2 separate regions of the Homo sapiens genome follow, and region 2 is linked to region 1. The links are chromatin contacts, found by Hi-C or POLR2A ChIA-PET in ENCODE. All regions are on one chromosome and are shown on one strand. Each heading gives the region's core, a stretch centred on a gene start or an enhancer-like site at or near the end of the contact. The rest is flanking DNA. Distances are from core to core; before and after follow the strand shown.

What was found. A loop is a pair of places that touch in the nucleus more often than their neighbours do. ChIA-PET counts read pairs that join two places held with the same protein, here RNA polymerase II (POLR2A). Pooled maps may share reads with other maps.
Region 2: a loop to region 1 is called in a pooled map, with 2.3 times the contacts of the local background. The contact joins two enhancer-like sites. A Hi-C loop is called at or near these places in 2 of 37 single-sample maps with no recorded cell type and 10 of 50 pooled maps. POLR2A ChIA-PET finds 5 or more read pairs at or near these places in 2 of 52 experiments (MCF 10A and RWPE1).

Annotation. Positions count from the first base shown.
Region 1 is chr13:77,180,690-77,187,747 of GRCh38, forward strand. It overlaps MYCBP2 (MYC binding protein 2), which reads right to left. Exons shown (of 83, transcript NM_015057.5): 31 at 5,182-5,374; 32 at 4,414-4,688; 33 at 1,012-1,233. Among named protein-coding and RNA genes, the nearest start is that of MYCBP2-AS2, 100 kb to the left of the region's middle. RefSeq lists an enhancer at 4,097-4,146. Within about 2 kb of position 3,847, at least 4 of the 41 ENCODE cell types and tissues checked have a DNase peak (open chromatin) inside an H3K27ac peak, as active enhancers do.
Region 2 is chr13:77,296,109-77,303,166 of GRCh38, forward strand. It overlaps MYCBP2 (MYC binding protein 2), which reads right to left. Exons shown (of 83, transcript NM_015057.5): 2 at 491-566. Among named protein-coding and RNA genes, the nearest start is that of MYCBP2, 27 kb to the right of the region's middle. Within about 2 kb of position 4,668, at least 5 of the 41 ENCODE cell types and tissues checked have a DNase peak (open chromatin) inside an H3K27ac peak, as active enhancers do.

The sequences.
Region 1 (7,058 bases), core at 2,597-5,096:
GGATCACTTGAGGCCAGGAGTTTGAGACCAGCTTGGGCAACATAGTAAGACTTTGTCTCTACAAAATGTTTTTTTAAAAAGTTAGCTGGGTGTGGTGGTATGTGCCTACAGCCCCAGCTACTTGGGAGGCTGAGGTGGGAAGATCGTTTGAGTCCAGGAGGTTGAGGTTGCAGTAAACTGCGATGGCACAACTGCACTGTAGACTGGGTGACAGAATGAGCTAGTCTTAAAAAACAAAAATAAAAAGCTTTTTCTATAGGACAAGGTCTTAATCTGAGATAATAAATTCTAGTATATTTAGCTGTAATGCAACTGTAGTCTGTGTAAATCACTTTTTTAACAAAATTCTTTTTGTACACACATATGATTCCTATGTAGTTTTATAATTTCTACTGTATTTGTTTTCCTAAGTGGAGATAAGAAAATTCCAACCCCTACCGGTAGAAAAATTTCAAGAAGTCACAGAGTCTCAATAAAGGAAAAATACTTTATTTTTCAGAAAAAAGGGAAAAGATGATTAATTTAGCTGATTTCCAGCATGAAAATGATTTATGTGAATGTTTCCTATACCTATTATTTACAGTGCTTATTTTAATATACCAAAGTGTTATTAAGTAGATATTTTAAAAATCCTTTATTTTCTTATTGTTCTATCTTAGAAATCTAAAATATTATATTAGAATGTAAAGTATCTGCAACTTACCTTCAAATGGTTCAGGAAAAACAAATATGTAGGTATTCATTGTATAACTCTCAAATTTTTTTAAAGGTGTGTGATTAAACCGTTAGAGCAAAAAAACTTCATTTTATAGGTAAATATGAACATTTTTCAAAAATATTTAAAATAATCATTTTGTAAATATACTTAAAAATAGAGAAGAATAAGCACCAAGCTAAATACGCTTAGCTTGGTGTGTTTATAGTTTTATTGCCTCTGTATAAAAGAGGCAATAAATAAAACCATTTAGAGTTTTAGTGCCTCTGTATAAAAGATTTCAGAGACAGACCTACCTGGCTGAGTTTTTCCATATGTGCCACCAAAAGGGGAAAACGATGAACTAGTGTTGAGTCGTTCTCTGTACTAACTTGTTTAACAATTGATCGTAGTAATACTTCTCCATCATACGCAATCGGGAAGATGGAAGTCAGCTTAACAGACGTGTGACACAGAGCTGACATAACAGCTGCAAGGAGTCGGCTACTTGATGTCTTGAAGTTTGCTTCTTGGATATCCTTTTAAAAACAAAAATATGGCCCCCCAACCAAAAAATATAGCATCAGTATAATCTAAGTTTCTGAATACATAAAAGGTAAACCATCTTTTAAATTATACCAAAATTTTCTGTCACTCTGTCATTTAAATTGTCTTGTTATAGAATAATACTACATCTATATATTTAAAAAATTGTTTAAGTTTCTATTCAATGAAGATGAAAAATTAAGTCTGGTCAAGAAAAATCAGGCTCCTGTCCTCTAGTAAATGAGCATTTTTATATTTTCATATCCTCACAATCACAGTACTCTCTAGCACTGTTTCAAAGGGAGATGCCAAAAAGGCCCCAATTAGAATGTATCTAAGGTATTTTCAATAAGGACTGAGACTATTTTTCTCAAATAATAAATGATGCAAATTATAAATCTGTGCTATTACAAGCACATTTCACTAAGGTCACAAAATTATATTATCACATTCCATAATTTACCAAGAAAAATTAGTAGCATACTTACAAAATTTCATAAAAAAGCATTAAAGCCAACACATGATATCCTAATTCACAAAATTGTGTACACATTACCTAGTCCTTCAAACATCTGTGTTACAAAGTTAAGCATAAAAGCAGAGTAACATTCCATATGTTAAACCAACATTTGCTAAATCTAGCCTGTTCTGTAGCAAAGAAGAAAAGAACCATATCAGACTGGGAAGGTTCAGAGTGAGAGAGTAATTAAGTTGTGCACTAGTCCAGGCAATAATCTTGCCCCTGGAAATTGAGTGGTAAAACATACTACTCTGCTACATGGATGCAAAGTTGCCTGGGATGCATTAGTGATGACAATGATTTTTTTCACGAAGGAGGGCGGGGAGGCCTAGGACTTCCAGTGCACTGCTGAATATAAGTGGTGAGTGTAGATACCACGTGTCTTGTTTCCAAACTTAGGGGCATATTCAGATTTCACCAGTAAGTGGGATGTTGTTAGTGAAGATTTTTTTGTAAATATCTTTTTATCAGATTTAGGAGTTTCCTTATATCCTACTTTCCTGAGAGGTTTTCATCATTGAGTAACTGCTAGTTTCATCAACCACTGTTCCTGTAGCTATATGGAGGAAATCATCAATTTGCCTTCTTTTTTCAGTTAACATGGTAAATTACATCGATTTTCAATTATTTAACTAAGTATTTCTAAGATAAATCCCACTTGGTTATGATATATTGTTTACATGTTCAATTTGGTTTGATAATATTTTTAAGAGCATCTATGTTTCTGAGTGATATTCATCTGTAATTTTTCCTTGTAGTATCTTAGTTAGGTTTTGGTATAGGATAAAGCTAAACTCATAAAATTAGTTGGGAAGTGTTGCCTCCTGTATTTTCCAAAAGACTTTGTAAAAGGTTGACATTATTTCTTTCTTAAATGTTTAACAGAATTCATAAATGACAATATTTGGACTTGAAATTTTCTTTGTGGGAAAGTTTTTGATAATTTTTAAATGGATATGAGGCAATTCAGATTTTTCTATTTCTTAATGTGTTAGTTTTGATAAAATTATATTTTTCAAGGAATTTGTCAACTTCCTCTAAGGCTGAAAAATTCACCAGTATAAAGTTGTTTATAGTGATAGTCCCTATTTCTTTTTTTTTTTTTTTTTTTTTTTTTTTTTGAGATGGAGTATCATTCTGTCACCAGGCTGGAGTGCAGTGGCACAATCTTGCCTCAATGCAACCTTCACCTCCCGCCTTCAAGCAATTCTCGTGCCTCAGCCTCCCGAGTAGCTGAGATTACAGCTGTGCACCACCATGCCTGGCTAATTTTTGTATTTTTGGTAGAGACTGAGTTTTGCCATGTTAGGCTGGTCTCGAACTCCTGACCTCAAGTGATCCACCCACCTCAGCCTCCCAAAGTGCTGGGATTACAGGCATGAGCCACCGTGCCCGGTGAACCCCTATTTCACTTTTGATTATGGTATTTCATGTTTTTTCTTTCTCTCTTCTCTCCCAGTCAGGTTTGCTAGGAGTTTACCAACTTTTTTTCTTCAAAAAACCAACTTTTAGCTGTGTTAATTTTCTCTACTTTCTATTTCATTGATTTCTGCTCTTATCTTTATTATTTCCTTCCTTCCTTCTAACTTTGGGTTAGATTTGCTTTTCCTTCTAGATTCTTAACATAGCAGCTTAGGTCACTGATTTTAAACCTTTCTTCTTCATATAAGCATTTAAGGGTATAAAGAGCTCTTTTAAGCAATGCTTTAGCTAAATCCCACAAATTCTGATATTATGTTTTTATCTTTCTATGTGAAACATTTTAAAATTTCCTTTATAACTTCTTCTTTGATCAACTGCTTACTTAGAAGTGCTGTCATTTTCCAAATGTTTGGTGCTTTTTCTGGATATCCTTTGCTATTGATTTTTACTGTAATTCTACTGTGGTCTGAAAATATATTCTTTCACATTTTAATCTTTTGAAATTTATTAAGACATTTTATGGTCTAGCATATGATCTACCTTAGTGAATGGTCCCAAATATTTCTTTTAAAAATCATGTGTACTTGAAAAGAATATGTATTTTGCAGTTTCATATCCTGTTTTGTAAATGTCAGATCAAGATGGTTGACAGTACTGTTCAAATCTGCATCGCTGATGTTTTTGGCCTAGTTCCTCTATTAATTACTGAAAGAGGAGTGTTAAAGTCCCCAGCTGTCAATGTGAATCTATTTCTCCCTGTAGTTCTGTCAGTGTTTTGCCTCAGGTGTTGTGAAACTCTGTGACTTGGTGCATAAAGGTTTACAAAGGTTGTGGCTTCCTCATGAATGAATGAACAATGCTAGTATGACTGTTCTCTCAGCTCTCTCTCCTTCCTGTTCTCACAGATGAGGGTGGCGGGGGCCTCCTGGTGCTATCCCTGCTCTCCCCTGGTCACTATGGTTCTTTTCCTCTCTCCCTCTCTCAGAATCACTCACTCCAATTCAAAAACCAATCAGCAACTGCACAATGTGCCTACCAATTTTGTAACTAAAAGATGATGAAGCAGATTTAAAAAATTTTAAACTTTGCTTATATAAGTCATGTACACCGAATGATTTCCTAATTTATCTTTTATACAAGTTAAGAAGATATGGCAACTGCAATTTATTTTCTTGAAGAGTATTAAGCAATATATCAGATTTTCAACTAACATTTTACAAACTTAAATTACCTGATCCAAACAATTCAGCAGATCACAAAGGCAAGCCCACTGTAAGGCAGGAGTTGGGTAGAAAGAATGAAAGCAGGCAGTGAAAGTATTATGACATTCCTGAAGGACAGCTTCTAGAAGACTCAAGGGTTGACTGAGATATCCTTGAGGATCATTATCCAATTTCACCATGCAGTGATCAACTCCTTCTGATAAAATTTTTCTTAACAAAGTTCTGGTTTTTCCAATACACTCTGCTAATTTGCTAGTTTCTTCTACAACTGCTTTTCCTGTAGCTTTGAGGGGGAAAAAGCAGATTGGTAATTAAGCAAAATATTAAATATGCATGAAAACAATCAATATAATTCAGTAATTCCCTATACAGCTAAGTATCACAAGTACTAATATCTTAGAAATGAAACAACTTAGAGATTAAGTGTAGTCCCAATTTTTAATCTAAATGGAAGGGGGAATAAAAACCTAGTTTCAGCATTTAAGTCCAAATTGCTTGTTCAAAATATTTCTATTTGACAGAATTTGTTTAAAATTAAACTTTATTAGATTATTTAACTTTGGCCCACTATTACTTTTTGTATCAGAATGACATGTAATCTATTTTACTCTTTATAAGCAAATACATAAGCATCATAGCAAGCTGACTTTCTCCCCTCATTTTAGAAGCAGCTTAAATGCAGCTGGGGGGCATAAACTCTCAGTTATCTCAAAGTAAATCTTCTCAATGTCTCTAATATTTTCTCCCTATAGTCATTTAAAAAAAATGCATCATACCTGACACTGGGTAAATTTCACAGGTATAGACACGCAATAACCTCAGACAACAGGTACCCACAAAGCGCAGTCTCTCTAAATCTAGGAGTGTAGCTGTGAACTGGAATCCTTTTAATCCTCTAAGTTCTTCAACTCCTAAGACTAAGGTGGTCCAGCTCCAGTGAAGAATACTCAACAATGACTCAAAACATTCCTAATCCAGAATATGAAAAAACAGACAACAATTAATTCAAATGATACCATAAACGGAATCAAATGGAAAGGCAATGGTAGACAACTTCAAAACTTTCTTTTGAATTTTTTTACTGAGTTTTTTAATTGAATTTTTTTTACTGAGCCCAAGACACTTTTATAGTTCATTTATTAAATTACCCTCAACAGTAACTTTGAAGTTTGTTACAAAAAAGGTAAAGTAGTTAAGCATTTCTAAAAACAACATTCTTCAATATTTACCTATTTAAAAATAAATTTTTCAGTGTTCCTGCTACCCAGCTATCTAGCTTATCATATAAACAAGGGAAAAATGAGAAGCACTTATAAAACAATGCATGTTTACTTGAAAGAAAAATAAAGCTTTTTACAGTCACTGTAGTAAAAAATAAAATAGAGTTTTAGTGTTAGATATCAGTAACAGTATCAAATAACTTATTTTATGTCTATATATTAAAATTTGCAATACAAACTACAGTCAATTTTTGATAAATACATTAATAGAAGATAAAAATTGACTAGAAAATACTAAAAAATTCCTATTTTGATTATTTAAAATTCTAGCATATGAGTTTAAGATGGTAGATTTTCTTTGCAGTTCTAGTCTTCTGGTTTTATCATGGTTAAATGACAACAGATACCACCTGAATCTCAAAGCAGAGCACTTACTGCCCCATTCCCACCAAATCCCAGAGCTCCTGAAAACGAGTTTATAGATTCAATTTTTTTTTTTTTTTTTTTTTGAGATAGAGTCTTCCTCTATCACCCAGACTGGAATGCAATGGTGTGATCACGGGTCACTGCAACCTCAACCTCCTGGACTCAAGCTATCCTCTCACCACCCCCTCAGCCTCCCAAGCAGCTGGGACTACAAGTGCGCACCACCATACCCAGCTAATTTTTAAGTTTTTTTAGATGGGGGTTTCACTATATTGCCCTGGCTGGTCTTGAACTCCTGAGCTCAAGCAATCCTCCTGCCTCGGCCTCCAAAAGTGCTGGGATTATAGGCGTGAGCCAATGTGCTAAGCCCTATAGTTTACCTTTTAAAGAAATGACTGAATAAGTTTTGTATATAAAGTCTACAATTACCTAATGGCCACAAAACCACTTAAACATAAATACAAAGGGGTTACCAAGCACAGAAAAGTGAGATCACTAAAGAAAGCATAACAGAGTCAAAGATCCTTATTTGAATCAAAAGATACCAAACTCAACTTAAGACTAATAGGATGCAAAGTTACCAAGAAGCCAAAGTTCTCATAGTCTTTTATTCAAAGCACAAGCTCTACAAACTGCCATGGCTCTTTTGGAAGGTCAACTTTGAGAGGATATACCAAACTTTAAATGGGCATATTTCCAGTAGAAGTATGCACATAAGTACACAAGTATTTAAAGATGTATGTGTATAGATGCTCATGAAGCAAGATGAAATAACAAAAAATGAGAATCAAAGTGGTTCTTTGATAGATATCAGATTGAATAAATTAGAATAATGGTACGCAAACGGAGAAGACTGACAGAGCCAAATGTACTGCCAGGGAAGGATGTCCATGATATATAATACGAAATTTTCTAAAAAAGATGAAAACTGTAAGTATCGTAAGAAACAAGCAAGCATGTTGTAGAGCATCCTGTATTTGATACGTACTAATAAGTTTTTTTGCATA
Region 2 (7,058 bases), core at 3,418-5,917, 120 kb after region 1:
GGCTACTGGTCAAGAAAATCCCAGAAATAGGCTGGGCACAGTGGCTCATGTCTGCAATGTCAGTACTTTGGGAGGCCGAGGTGAGAGGATTGCTTGAGCCCACGAGTTCGAGACAAGCCTGGCCAATACCGTGAGACCCTGTCTCTACAAAAAATTTAACAATTAGCTGGTTGTGGTGGCATTTACTTGTAGTCCCAGCTACTCAGGAGGCTGAGGTGGAAGGATCACTTGAGCCCAGGAAACTACTGGACTCCAGCCTGGGTGACAAAACAAGACCCTGTTTCAAAAAAGAAAAAAAAAAGGCAAGAAAGAAAAGAAACACCCAAAAGAAAGATGAAACTAAAAGAGGAACCAAATCATAAAGGGCTTTTACAAAATTACTTCAGCACATACTAATAAAATGGTTTAATTATATTTTTTAATCTTGGCATTTTTATTCAAATCACCATATGAAAAAGTCCTATTCCTTATCAATTACCAGCAGCTTTACCTTGCTTCTTGTCTTCACTTTTGATTTGCTCTTCTGTTTTCTTTTCAATTTCTTCTTATTTAAAATTTTCTTATTCCTAAATATTAAAAGAAAAATGGGAAAAAAATATGAATGTTCATATTAGGACATACAAAGCTATCAAAAATGGGTATTTCCAAAGTAGACATTTGGATCTTTTTCTTGCAAAATTTCTTTATGTGAAACAATATACTTTACATACACATATAAGATACTAACATATAAAGTAGCTATTGAGAAGATAACATGGGGCAGCTAAGCAATATACAATATATATTAAATGATAATACAAATTTGAATTCTGCAAAAACATAAACTTAAAACATTAAAAAGGCATCAAATGAAGTGTTTTATACTTTATCCATAGTGGGATGTTTACAAATGTCAGTGATGTTTCCAAGAAAAAAAATCTGCTCTTTTTGGTAGTGAGGGCTACGGTGCAAAGGGACTTAAGAGCCACTTTTTACTAAACTACTATAGGAAAATCCCCAGCTCATATACTTTATGTCTCCAGCAGCCAGTCTGGATACTTCATTATCACATAGTCCTAAGACCAAATTATTCTTTAAGCAAAAGGAAGCCCCTGAATAACTTTTGAGAAACAGAAAAAAATATGTGATAAAGAATAAGAATTATGGTGCAAGAAACAAGAAGCAAGGAAAACATTTTATTTTCATTTCACTTAATATGTTTTATGTTCACCATGCTGAGATGCAAAGTAGTAAAGACACAAAATGAAAAAGACAGTTCTTGTCCCCAAGGAGCTCAGAGACTTGAATGGAAAGCACAGTTTAGTGATCTAACAAGAGGATACTACTGCTGTAATAAAGAAAAAAGGATGAAGTCGGGGGGAAGAGGGAATGCAGGGAGAACGAAGGGGAGGAGGTTGTTCCAGATGCTGAAGGGGTCAAGTCCTTAAGATTTGGTAACTAATTTAGTAACAGCAGTGACAAAAGAGAAAAATTTTAAGCCTAGGTCACTTGGAGGTAGACAATGTCACTCTTAAAAATAGAGAAGTTAGAAGGAAGAGTTAGCCTGCTGGAAAAAAAGTAATGGGTTTGATTTTGAAGATGTGTAACTTCAAAATACCAAAATGTCAACAAATAGACAAGAGTAACAAGCAGATGAAAATGTTATCCTTGACATTGCCTTCAGTTTCACTCTTGAAATCAAAATAATCACAAAATCTGGTCAATTATATCTCATAAACAGTTATTGAATCTGTCCACACCATCTTTACTGCTGCAATGCTAATAAGCTAGGTTACCACCACCTCTTACCTGGACCACTGCAAAAGCTTAACTCATTTCTGCACATCCATACCCTTCAATCCATTCTTCACATAGGAACCTAACTCAACTTTTAAAGACACAAACCTGAGTGGATAATTCCCCAGCTTAAAAATCAGTATCTTCTCAATTCTCTTAAGATAAAGTCCAAAAGCACCGACATCGTTTAAAAGATCCTCTTCCAATAACTGACCTCCATCAATCTCTCCTGCCTCATTTTGCATTCTTTTCCACCTGATTCATCATACTCCAGCAAGAAGGATATTCTTTCAGTTGTCTGAACCTGTTAAGCTTCATCACAACTTTCACAAAGGTTTTCCCTCTTCCTGAAATTCTCTACCACGTCTTCTCCTGCTAACCACTACTTATCTTCGAGGTCTCAGCATAAGTGTCACTTAAGTCTAACTCCCCACACTGGATGAGTTTCCCTAATATACACTCTCATTCATCGTATATTTATGTTTCATTGTACAGCCAATAACTGTAATTATGTATGGAACTGTTTAATGTATTGCTTCCTCGCCAAGCTAAAAGCTCCAATAGTGCAGGGGCCCTGTCTTTCTTGTTCACTACTCTAGCCTCTGTCCAGAAAAGTTCCTGGGATATAGTACTCAACGAGTATTTTAAGAGAAAGAGAAAGTATAAGAGAAAGAGTGAGGAAGGGGAGAAATGAGGAAGTTGAGAGCTACAGCTACATGCCTTACTCAGAGATTAAAATAAGGTATCTACATCTATGGTATCGACATGAGTGCATTTAAAGCATCTCTAGCCAGAAAGGCCCACTAAGGAGTTATCCTTGGGATTATTTTGCACAGACTTTAGTACAAAGGAGGTCATGGAAACTATGTATGTGGATGAGATTTCCACAAGATAGTATGCCATAAAAGTAAAGAGAAAGAGAAAGATTAACAGTGCCAAATGCTAAACATAAATACATATACCTGCTTATAGAATCTACTCAACTACTAGCATTGTGAGGGCATGATGAATGTCTATTTCAACTGTGTACTTTCAGCACCTGCATCAATGTGAAGCATCAGGGATGGTCAATAAATATCAGATGAACAAATAAATAAATAAAACACAATACGTATTCTTCATACTATTTAGGAAACCAACTTTCCTTTATATTAAAGATTACCTGAGTGAAATCAGGTATTTGAGCAACAGGAATACATAACTACTAAGAGGTTAGCCCCTTCTATATAACTTATAAAAGCATCAAAATTTATTCCAAACCAATTTTCAGAGAAGTAGAATATATAAATCCAAATTCAGATAGATTTCCTAAAGACAAGTTATAACTGACTCAAATTTTCCCAATTAGAGACCAATGTTTGTGTCTGTTTTATCTAATGGAACTTCTTTAAAGTTCAAATGACTTTACGTACATTTCTAAAATACTTCTTTCTATGCATGATGGCATTTAATTGGTTGTAACAATTCTTATGAATCTGAACCCATCAATTCTTAAGTACAGGCCATCCAAGAACTAGCTATTCCCAAATTAATTATAAATTACTTTTACTGTGTTTTTTGTTGTTGTTGTTGATTTGGTTTGCAGAGGAAGAGGTAGAAGTTTTCTAAAAGAGCCAGTAATAAGTTGAAAATTATATAAACAAAATTTGTATTCAACATTGGAAAATTTAAAAATGCCATTTGCTAGTAATATAACACACCATTATATCTCTATATTTGAGAACTAAGCTTAAACCTTTCACAATATCTGAGGATGGGAATATAAAAGAGAAACTCTAAAAACCAGTCTTACACATTAACAATTTAACTTGGAATTTCTGATGATTTAGGGCTTTATATTCTAAATCAATCGAAGCTTAATGAAGAATGTCTGGAATTGGTCCTGTAAGACTTTCAGTCTTCTCACAAAAATAACTTCATATCCATCAGATTTGAAAGAATTGTGGTTGACAATAAAAGGAAAAGGCTATTAACATGCCTTAAATATTTATCTTAAAATATTTACTTTAAAAATTCCAAAAATATTTTCTTAAGAGCTACACTGCTTAAGAAAAATCAAATACTTCTGCAATATAAGAACAAATCAATTTTGCAAATTATTCAGTGATATAGATCAATAGTTTCTCTATCAGCTTATTACTGAGTATACTTTATACCAAAAATGTAGTCATAATTTTAAAACCTCTTTCACTCAAATCTGCTTCATTTGCAAAATAAAGAGATGAAGGAGACTGAGGTTCCTTGTAAATCCTCTAAAATGCTAAGATTTTAATAAATCCAAATTTACAGAACTTCTGGAATAAAATGGTTTCAATCTTTTGCTTAATTTCTCTTAGTAATAAGAAATAAAAAATTCCTGAGCCTGTGATGTAAAGCAGGAATAGGGAAATTTTTTCTGCAAAGGGCCACACAGCAAATATTTTACACTTTGTGAGTCACAAGATCTCTGTTGCAACTACTCAATGGTTACAGCACGAAAGCAGCCATCGGCAGCACATAAAGAGAGGAGTGTGCATATATTACAATAAAACTTCCAAATTTCACATAATGCTCACAAAACATTCTCTTCCTTTTTTATTTTCTTTTCAACCTTTTAAAAATGTAAAAACCACTTTTAGTTCACAGGCTACATAAAAACAAGAATTGGGCCTCATTGGTCTGTGGGTCTTTGTTTGCTCGCCCCAGATCTGGGGCATATTTTGATAAACAGGCCCATATCAGAAAGGAAAAAAATGCTTTATAGCTATGAGTATGCAACACAGATAAAACTATTCAAAACATCACTATGCTTATAAAAATAAGCACTCCTAAAATTATCTGCCTTTTCTTTTTATAAAGATAAACTTCTGACTTCCACTTCCCTAAAGTAAGTGATTAGATAGGAGGCAGGCCAATGCGCCTGCTTCAAAGACCAGACTAACCAACGTAAGAAAGCTGTGGAAGCAATGAGGACTAAAAGAACAAAAAATCCAGAGGTGGAAGAGCACTTCCAAGGCAGCTGAGACCACTGGCTTGTTCTTCCATGGGGGTAACTGCAGAGCTTGGGCATGAGTAAGGACTGAGCTTGGCTTAAGCAGAGGAACTCTAATAAAGGAAACAAGAGACTAGTAGTGCTTTAGATGCCCATGTGGGCTGAAATGACAGACTGGAATCTAGAAAAGCTCTAGATACATAGACAGCTTTCCCAGTGGTATATCTCCTCAGAAATGTAACTGGAACACTGAAGGATGATAGAGAGGCTGGGTCAAGGCTGGGCGCGGTGGCTCACACCTGTAATACCAGCACTTTGGGAAGCTGAGGCGGGCAGATTACTTGAGGTCAGGAGTTCGAGACCAGCTTGGCCAACATGGTGAAACCCCGTCTCTACTAAAAATGCAAAAAATTAGCTGGGTATGGTGGTGCACGCCTGCAATCCCAGCAACTAGGGAGGCGGAGGCAGGAGAATCGCTTGAACCTGGAAGGCAGAGGTTGTGACGAGCCAAGAGCCAAGATCGCGCCACTGCACTCCAGCCTGGGCTACAGAGCAAGACTCCATCTCAAAAAAAAAAAAAAAAAAAAAAAAAAAGAGGCTGGGTCAAAAGGGAAGAGAAAACTTCCGTAAGAAGACAGAATCCTAGTAGAGGGAGGGAGCGGTCTATGTAATCCCTCACTGGATTGAGATAATCAAACTCCTCATTCTATCTGTCTGACACAGCAAAGAGCACACCTCTCTAGGAGAAAACACATGATCTGAAAGAAAATCATGTTCATTCATACACAGTGTTAGTCTAGTTCGGGGACACTAAGTAAACACATTAAGGGACATCAAAAGAAGCAAAATATGTGGCAGACACATAATCAAGAGAAAACCAGAAAATTAGTCAGACTCACAGAAAACCCAGATATTAACGTTAGGAGGCAAGTACCTGAGATGCAGAGATTAACAATATGTGTAAAATAATGCAATTGGCAATTTTCAACATAATTTATAAAAAAAGAACCAAGTGGACATTCTGAAACTGAAAAATAAACATCTGAAATTAAGAACTTCTCATATGATTTTAAAAGCAGAGTAAGTTACAGAAAAACAGGTTTCACAGACTTGCAAACAGGCCAAAAATAAATAAATAAATAAATAACAGAATTCAATCACGGAAACAAAAATGGGATGAACCAAACAGAGAACGAGACATGTGGGACAAAGTCAGATGGTCTCATATTCATATAATTGGAATCCCAGAAAGAGAGAAAAAAGAATGGAACAAAAGCAATATATGACAAGATAATTACTGACAATTTCCCAAAAGTGAAGAAAGAAATCAACTGAGAGATTCAAGAAACTCAGGGAACTTTAAGCAGGAAAATCCAAAGAAAAGCATACCTAGGCACAGCATGGTCATATTGCTAAAAGCAAAGCATAAAGAGAAAATCTTTAAAGCAGCCAGAGAAGAGATATGCTTAAAGGAACAATAAAATTGATAGTTTCCATTCTTTGTGTTGAAAAGGGCTGGGGGGTGGGGAGGGGGAGGTGGTAGAGTGGAGGGATGGGGGTTAGAGGTGGGGGAAAGTAACCTGGAATCATGTAACCTTTAAGAATGTATCTTTTAAGAATGAAGACAAAAATAAAGATGTTTTTAGATCCATGAAAGCTGATATAATTCACATAAAGGATTCTAAAAGTATCCTGTAAGAATGAAGACAAAAATAAAGATGTTTTTAGATCCATGAAAGCTGACATAATTCACTGTCAAGAGACCAATATTACAAGAAATACTGAAGGAAAGTCTTCCTTTAATAACTGTAATATCATAATTTTAAATGAAAGGATACATGCTAAAAGGACAGAAAAAGATGTATCTCAAGCACACTCTCCAGTGTCCCAAAAAAAGTTGGAGTGGCTATTTTAATATTTGACAAAGTAATTTTTAAGGCAACAGTATTAAAAGAAATGAAAAGAGCATTTCTAAATGGCAAAAGGGTCAAATCATTAGGAAATCATAACACTCCTAAATTTGAATGCATCCAGTAACACAGCTTCAAAATATATAAAGTAAAATTGACAGAAGTTAAATGGGAAAATACAAATCCACAATTGAAAGAGTAAGTTCTAACATACCTCTCTGTAACTGATAGAACAAGTAGAGACCAAAACAGCACTGACATAGAAAAACTTGAAAACATGATTAATCGGCCAGGCGCGGTGGCTCATGCCTGTAATCCCAGCACTTTGGGAGGCCAAGGCAGGTGGATCATGAGGTCAGGTGTTCGAGACCAGCCTCACCAACATGGTGAAATACCGTCTC